Linked DNA regions of Homo sapiens: region 1 is linked to region 2. Evidence: chromatin contacts called from ENCODE Hi-C or POLR2A ChIA-PET data. All regions are on one chromosome and are shown on one strand. Each heading gives the region's core, a stretch centred on a gene start or an enhancer-like site at or near the end of the contact. The rest is flanking DNA. Distances are from core to core; before and after follow the strand shown. Region 1 holds the start of ST20 (suppressor of tumorigenicity 20). Region 2 holds the start of IREB2 (iron responsive element binding protein 2).

The links. Hi-C counts contacts between places; a loop is a spot of excess contacts on that map. ChIA-PET counts read pairs that join two places held with the same protein, here RNA polymerase II (POLR2A). Pooled maps may share reads with other maps.
Region 1: a map of CD4-positive, alpha-beta T cell shows a loop between it and region 2 (17-fold over the local background). The contact joins the promoter of ST20 here to the promoter of IREB2 in region 2. A Hi-C loop is called at or near these places in 2 of 168 maps with a recorded cell type or tissue (CD4-positive, alpha-beta T cell and naive thymus-derived CD4-positive, alpha-beta T cell) and 6 of 50 pooled maps. POLR2A ChIA-PET finds 5 or more read pairs at or near these places in 2 of 52 experiments (CD4-positive, alpha-beta memory T cell and activated CD4-positive, alpha-beta T cell).

Annotation. Positions count from the first base shown.
Region 1 is chr15:79,921,738-79,925,001 of GRCh38, reverse strand. It overlaps ST20 (suppressor of tumorigenicity 20), which reads left to right and starts at 1,250. Exons shown (of 3, transcript NR_037653.2): 1 at 1,250-1,550. It overlaps ST20-MTHFS (ST20-MTHFS readthrough), which reads left to right and starts at 1,910. Exons shown (of 4, transcript NM_001199760.2): 1 at 1,910-1,963. ST20-AS1 (ST20 antisense RNA 1) reads right to left here and starts at 2,231. Exons shown (of 1, transcript NR_028330.1): 1 at 148-2,231. RefSeq lists enhancers at 11-671, 873-922, 1,353-1,532 and silencers at 1,063-1,212, 1,833-1,882, 1,893-1,962, 1,983-2,092.
Region 2 is chr15:78,436,480-78,439,645 of GRCh38, reverse strand. It overlaps IREB2 (iron responsive element binding protein 2), which reads right to left and starts at 1,430. Exons shown (of 22, transcript NM_004136.4): 1 at 1,290-1,430. The coding sequence starts at 1,308. RefSeq lists a silencer at 976-1,215 and enhancers at 1,686-1,745, 1,816-1,895.

The DNA of each region.
Region 1 (3,264 bases), core at 1-2,500, 1.5 Mb before region 2:
AGCCAAAGCAGCGCACAATTGACATCTGAAGCCCAATGAATGTGATCAAAACAAAGCACTTAAATTTTGTTTGGATTTGCTGCCACTAGTACACATCGTAAAGGCAGATTTTCACACTCATACAATTTTCTGCATTCTTCAGTATCTGTCAGCGTGTTCAAATACTTTTAATACACAACTTTTAATACACAAGACACACTTTGGAAAACTTTTTCCGAAGAAAATGATCCAAAGAGCAGAATGTGAGTCAATAAACGGAGAAAGGCAAGCAGCGGTTTTCCATCTTCTGCGCCAGTGTGCTGTAAACTTTTAAGTCCGGAAAACTATGTTTTAACCGATGAGATAATGCCTTTCAAAGTGATTAGCACGACCGGGCGCGCGGTGGCTGACGCCAGTAATCCCAGCACTTTTGAGTGGCTGAGGTGAGCGGATCACCCTGAGGTCAGGGTCGAGACCAGCCTGGCCAAAATGGCGAAACCCCGTCTCTACTAAAATACAAAAATCAGCGAGGCGTGGTGGCGCCCGCCTGTAATCCCAGTTACTCGGGAGGCTGAGGCAGGAGAATCGCTTTAAACCGGGAGGCGGAGGTTGCAGAGCCAAGATCGGGCCATTGCACTCCAGCCTCGGTGACAAAATATAATAATAATAAAATTAAAAAGGGCTTAGCATAGTATCTGGCCAGTAAGAAGAAATTATGATTATTATTTTGACCTTAGACCTCTCTTAACTGTCTGAAATTCGGGTTTCTTAAAGGACACAGGCGGTCTCTGAGGCTCCCGCCAGCGGAAACAATCTCCCATTAAAATAGGCATCGGTTAAATATTTGCTGAACAAAGTAAACTACGTCTCCCCGAATCCCATTGAGCGCCTACTCGAGATCCGGACCGGAGCCGGGCAGGACGGGCCCGTCGGTCCCACACGCCGTATAAGTGGGTGGAGAATACCCCACACGCCCAGACCAATAGGCGGGGTGAACGAGGACCGTGTTCACCAACTCAGCCCGGCTCGCGGAATGCCTTCTGTTCGCCTCCGGGCTTGCAGTGGCTTTCCGTCGCAGGTCAGGCCGCGTTCCACTTCCGCCGGCAGTCCAGACACGCCCCTCCGGGTCCAATCCCCGCCCCTCACACACCTGGCCCCGCCCCGTCGGGAGCTCGGCGGTCCTCTCTGCGCTAGGTCTTCTTAGCGCCCGACGGGGCCACGCCCATCCCCGACGCTCTGAGGTCACCTACAGGGCCGACCCTCGGTGGGCGGAGGGACGGAGGGAAGATGGCTGCAGAGACCGGATATTGGCGCTGCCTCCCCGAATCCCGGACCTGCGCTGAGGAGGCGGTTCATCTGTGGCCAGCGGTGCTTCGGGACCCGCGCTGGGGGAACCCTGGCGACGGGGCCTGGCCCTGCTATATGCGGGGGCCTCGGCTGGAGTGAGCGGCGTGGACGCCTCTTTCCTCCGGCTCTTCCCTTGTTGCTGCGAGAGCGAGAGGGCCGCGGGCGGCGGAGGCAGCGGGGCCGGGATGGAGGACGTTAACTCTAACGTGAACGCGGACCAGGAGGTGCGGAAGCTGCAGGTGCCGGTGAAGAAGCTGGGGAAGCAGCACGAACAGCCGAGGAGCCGCTCGCGCTGTGCTGGGCCCCGGCTCCATCGCGGTTCGCCGGCTCCTCCACTCCCTCCTACGGCGCGGGGTCCCCTCGGGGCTTCCCCTTGGGTCTCAGCGCAAAGTCGGGCGGCGGGGCCGGATGGACCCGAGGCGGACGAATAACGAGGAGCTGCGAGACGCCACCTTCTTGCTGGCGGCGGGGGAGGGCGGCTTGCTAGACGACCTGGAGCGTCTGTCAGGCTAGGAGGAGGGGGAGGAGAGCTGGTGAGCGCCGGGCGCCGGGCGGGGCTGGGCGGGGACGCCCCGGTGGCGGAGGACGTCCCGGAGGATCCCTCTGGTCGGGCGCCTGGCTTTGTGTAGCCAGCCAGGTCCGCTCTCGGCGGGTACTCGTGGTCTTGCTCTGGCAGAGGGGAGGTCAGTTGGAGTTGGGGGTTCGAGGCTTGCAAGTACAGGGCTTGTAGCTCCTTCTCTGGATTGTGGACCCTCTGGGTGCTGGGCCCTATTGGGGTTGGTGGGTTGGTTGGATCCAGAAGGGCTGTTCGCCGTGGGGAGGAGTCGGAGGTGGGAAACTGCTTTGTAGGCAGGGATTCTGCTTTGTATAGGAGACCAGCTTTCGGATGCTGGTCTGGGCATTTTGGATGTTGGGGAGGGGTTTGGCTTGATGAGGTATCACCAAGTTCGGGGGGTGCAGACCAAAGTCGCCGACGTCTATGCAGCGGTTGGTGTTTGGGATCAATTTCTAGCGTGGATGGGGAGACCATGTGGATCAGCACTCCCCTTTAGGTAGTGGGGTAAAGCTTGCTCTGTGTGAAGAGGTCAGAGGATGGTGGTGTTTTGTGTGAAGAATCAAGGGTGAAACAAGAGCCCTGGCTCTGATATTTTAAAACAAGAATTGAGTCTGGCATTTTGCAGAGCTCTGAATTGACATTTATCACATCTATCCTTCATTTCCATGTCCTCCTATGGGCAGAAAAGAGTCCTATTTTAATACCTAAACCAAAGCTGTATTGTCATAAGCCACTTCTTGATGAAATTGTGACACACACCTTAATATCACTTTCATAAATAGGAAATGGGAGGCTTTTCTCCTCATTTTATTATAAAGATGTCTGTGGGAAATTCTCTTAATTCATCCTCTTTAAAATTTTACCTTTTAGCTAAAATGTCTCTGTTGAAATTCAAATTTCTAACTTAGTGAAATCGAAATCATTCATAGACTGTAGTATTGCAGGGCTCGAACTGTGCAGTGTTCTGAGGTAGTTAAGAGCTTTGCTGGATTCAGGCCCTGGGTTTGCCCAGGCCTGTATGACCTTGAGCAAGTTATTCTGAGCTTCACTTTCTTCCTCTATGATGGAGAAAATAATGATAGCACTTACCTCTATAGAGTTATGAAAATTTAGTAAGATAATCCATGTATGCATTTAGCACTGTTGAGATCTTGGCTTACTGCAAGCTCCGCCTCCTGGGTTCACACCGTTCTCCTGCCTCAGCCTCCCGAGTAGTTGGGACTACAGGCACTGGCCACCACTCCCTGCTAATTTTTTGTTTTCGTATTTTTAGAAGAGACGGGTTTCACCGTGTTAGCCAGGATGGCCTCGATCTGACCTCGTGATCCTCCCGCCTCGGCCTTCCAAAGAGCTGGGATTACAGGCATGAGCCACCATGCCCA
Region 2 (3,166 bases), core at 181-2,680:
CGTGTGGCTATTGAGCACCTGAAATGTGGCTATCGTGCCTGAGGAACTGAATTTTTAATTTATTTAATTTTGATTAATTTAAAGTCACACAGGGCTAGTATCCACCACACTGGAAAGCATAGTTCTAAACCATAATTTGTCAAGTAAAAACTAGTAAGATAATTCACTCCTGAAATGTGATAAGAATACCTGGAAAGGGACAATAAGAATGATTTAAATAATCCACGGGGACGTTTTGGAAAGACATGTCTTGAAAACTGCAGAGACAGGAATTTGTGAATTCCACAATTAACATTAGAGGGACTGATTAAAAAAAAAAACTAAAAGACGGATTTTTACAGAGCATTCAATAAACCAAAACAAAAAAACTTCTCAGTTAAGTCCTTACCAGGGCTTAGTACTGAAAATAAAAGTAACAGAATCTCTAGGAAATTAGCATATTCTACCCGAAAGAGACAAGTCTTCTGGTTTTGCACGAACTGAAGCTGAACTACTAAGTCAAAGATCCAGAGGTCTCATTTAAACGTGCCTCAGCTCCCAACATTCTAGGGGGCAGTGGCGGGGAGGCAGCCCTGAGGTTGAAAAGAACCTTCAGATCTTTTGTGCAGACTCATAGCGGTGGGTGGCCAGGACCCTCAACATTGTTAAGGCTTTCATCCAAAAGGAGAAAACATAAGCACAGCCCATTTTCAGAATGAATAGTATTTTTTTCTCTTTTTTTTTTTTTGTAGAGGGAGGTGGACGGGGGAGGAGACAGCGGTGCAATAAATGGTCGGAGAACTGACTGACCAATGTTCAACCTTGACTGCCCCTCATTCGGCTTCCAGAGGCACAGAGAGACTGAGGGGCCTTAGGCTGGACCGTGGAATCAACATCTAGCTGCGTGAGACCCGAACACGGAGACGCAGGCCCCCGCCTTCATCGCTCGCCAATGGGGGGCGGGCAGGAGAAGACGGTGGGCCTCTCCCTGCCCCTGGTGTTGCTGACGGGGGCCAGGAAGCCGCTGGCAGCAGGCAGCGGCCACCGGAGAGAGAGGGGTGCGGGTCAAGGCCAGCGGTGGGGTGGCCCGCCCTGCGGGTGTCGCGCAGGAGGGTGGGGATCGGGAGCCCCAGCTTCCGCGGCCTAGGCTCAAAGGGCGGCCCAGCAGGCAGGCCCCGAGGGGAGCACAACCCGAGCCCCGAGGGCCTGGGCGCCTGCCGAGCGACTCCAGGCGAGAAAAGCAAGGAATTCGGCGCCTAGGCAGCGCGCGTTTCCAACTGCCAGACCCAGCTCGGAGGCCCGAAACTGACCTGCTTTTGGGGCGTCCATCGCCGGAGACCATATTATCCCTCCGGGGAGGGGGCCAGCGGGGGAAGAAGGGGGAGGCCGGGCAGGGAAGACGGGGAGGAAGACAGGCGGACTGGCAAGGGAGGAAAGAAGGAAGCAGGCTCGCGCAAATATCGCGAGAGCAGCAGAGCCAGCCCCGGGTCTGCGCTCGCGGGATTTGTCGCCTAACTCCCGCGAGATCGTCGGACAGGAAAACAAAGAAAGGGAAGGGGCGGAGCTAACCAGAAAGCGATTTCTCGCGCCGTCGCCGCTGTTCTCGCGAGCGGGGGCGGAGCGCTGGGGAGGCTCCAGTGGGGGCGTTGGCGTGGCTAGTTTGGCCTTCGCAGCGATCCGTTACTTAGTTGCGGCCTTAAGTTTTCTATTGGGGTCATGAATTCGAGCGGTGTTTGCGTTCCCGCAAGGTGTCTGTTGGAGTCAGGGTCGGAATCGGAACTGCTAGGAGAAAGAGCTCAAGGAGAACCGCTTTCCCCTAACTATAAAGCCTTGCATTAACTTGTCAGACGTGGGCGGCCCACACGCGTGTTTTCAAGTGGGGGCGGCCATACTGATCGGGCGCGTGGGAGGCGCTCAACTGTTGAATGAATGAATTTTTTCTTACCCTCCGGTAGCTTCCGTGATTGCCGACTTCTTCCCAGTGGCAGTTAACACATGCTTAAGCCTCTCCATCCTTCCGCCTCAGCTCCTCCGGTCCCTGTGTTCTCCACCTACCCAGCATTATCTCCTGTCGCAGCAACTTACCAGAAAGAGTCGCTCATACTCGGCTCTCCCCCACCCACTTCTTATCCTCTTCCAGTCTGGCTTCCACTCCCAGAAATGCCTTTAGCCAAGGCCAGCTATAACTCCACTTTCTAATCTCACATATCTCAATCTTGACTGGTTCTCTCCCATTGTTGAAAAATACTCTTCCATCAGCTTCTGTGACTTCAGACTCTACTTTTGTTTCTTCTCCTAAGGGTGCTTGATCTCAGGCTCCTCTGCAGACCTCTTCCTCCGCCCAGCTTTTAAATGTACTGGGCACTTGATGGGCACAGTAGCTCATGCCTGTAATTCCAGCACTTTAGGAGGCCAAAGTGGGAGGATGGCTTGAGCTGAAAAGTTCAAGACCAAACACAGCAACGTAGTGAGACCCTATCTCTACAAAAAAAATTTAAAAATTAGCTGAGTGTGGTGGCATGCACCTGTAGTCTCAGCTACTCAGGAGGCTGAGGTGGGAGGATCACTTGGGCCCAGGAGATTGAGGCTGTGGTGAGCCATGATTGCACCACTGCACTCCAGCCTGAGCAACACAGCAAGACCCTGTCTCAAAAAAAAATATATTGGACATTAAATGTGTCCCAGGGCTCTGGCCTTGTACCTCCTCCCTCTGTCCATTTTCCCTGGCCCATCTCACACTTCCTTTGACTTCAGTTATTAGTTAATATGTTGATGCTTCCCAGTCTGCCTGTGACCTGAGCCTATCTCCTAAACCCGGAGGTGTATATCCTAGTACCCATGGGATGCCTCCACATCCCAAGGCACCTCAAACTAAAAATCTCCAAAACTGAACTCGTCATTTCCCTCCTTAAACCTACTATTCCTTTTGTATTGCCTGTATTAGCGAATGGCGCCACCATCCACCTGGTTGCCCAAGCCAGAAATCAACACATTATACCTGACTCCTTCATCCACTCCCTTTAATCATTGATCCAAGCCCTGTCAACCCAAACTCCAATATATTTCCTTTATTCACCTTGCTATATTTTGTAACATCTCCTTTACAATCCCAGCATGAAATTCATAGGTAATATAATCTACATACACGATAAATAATCTACTTAATGACCTAACTGTAATATAAAGG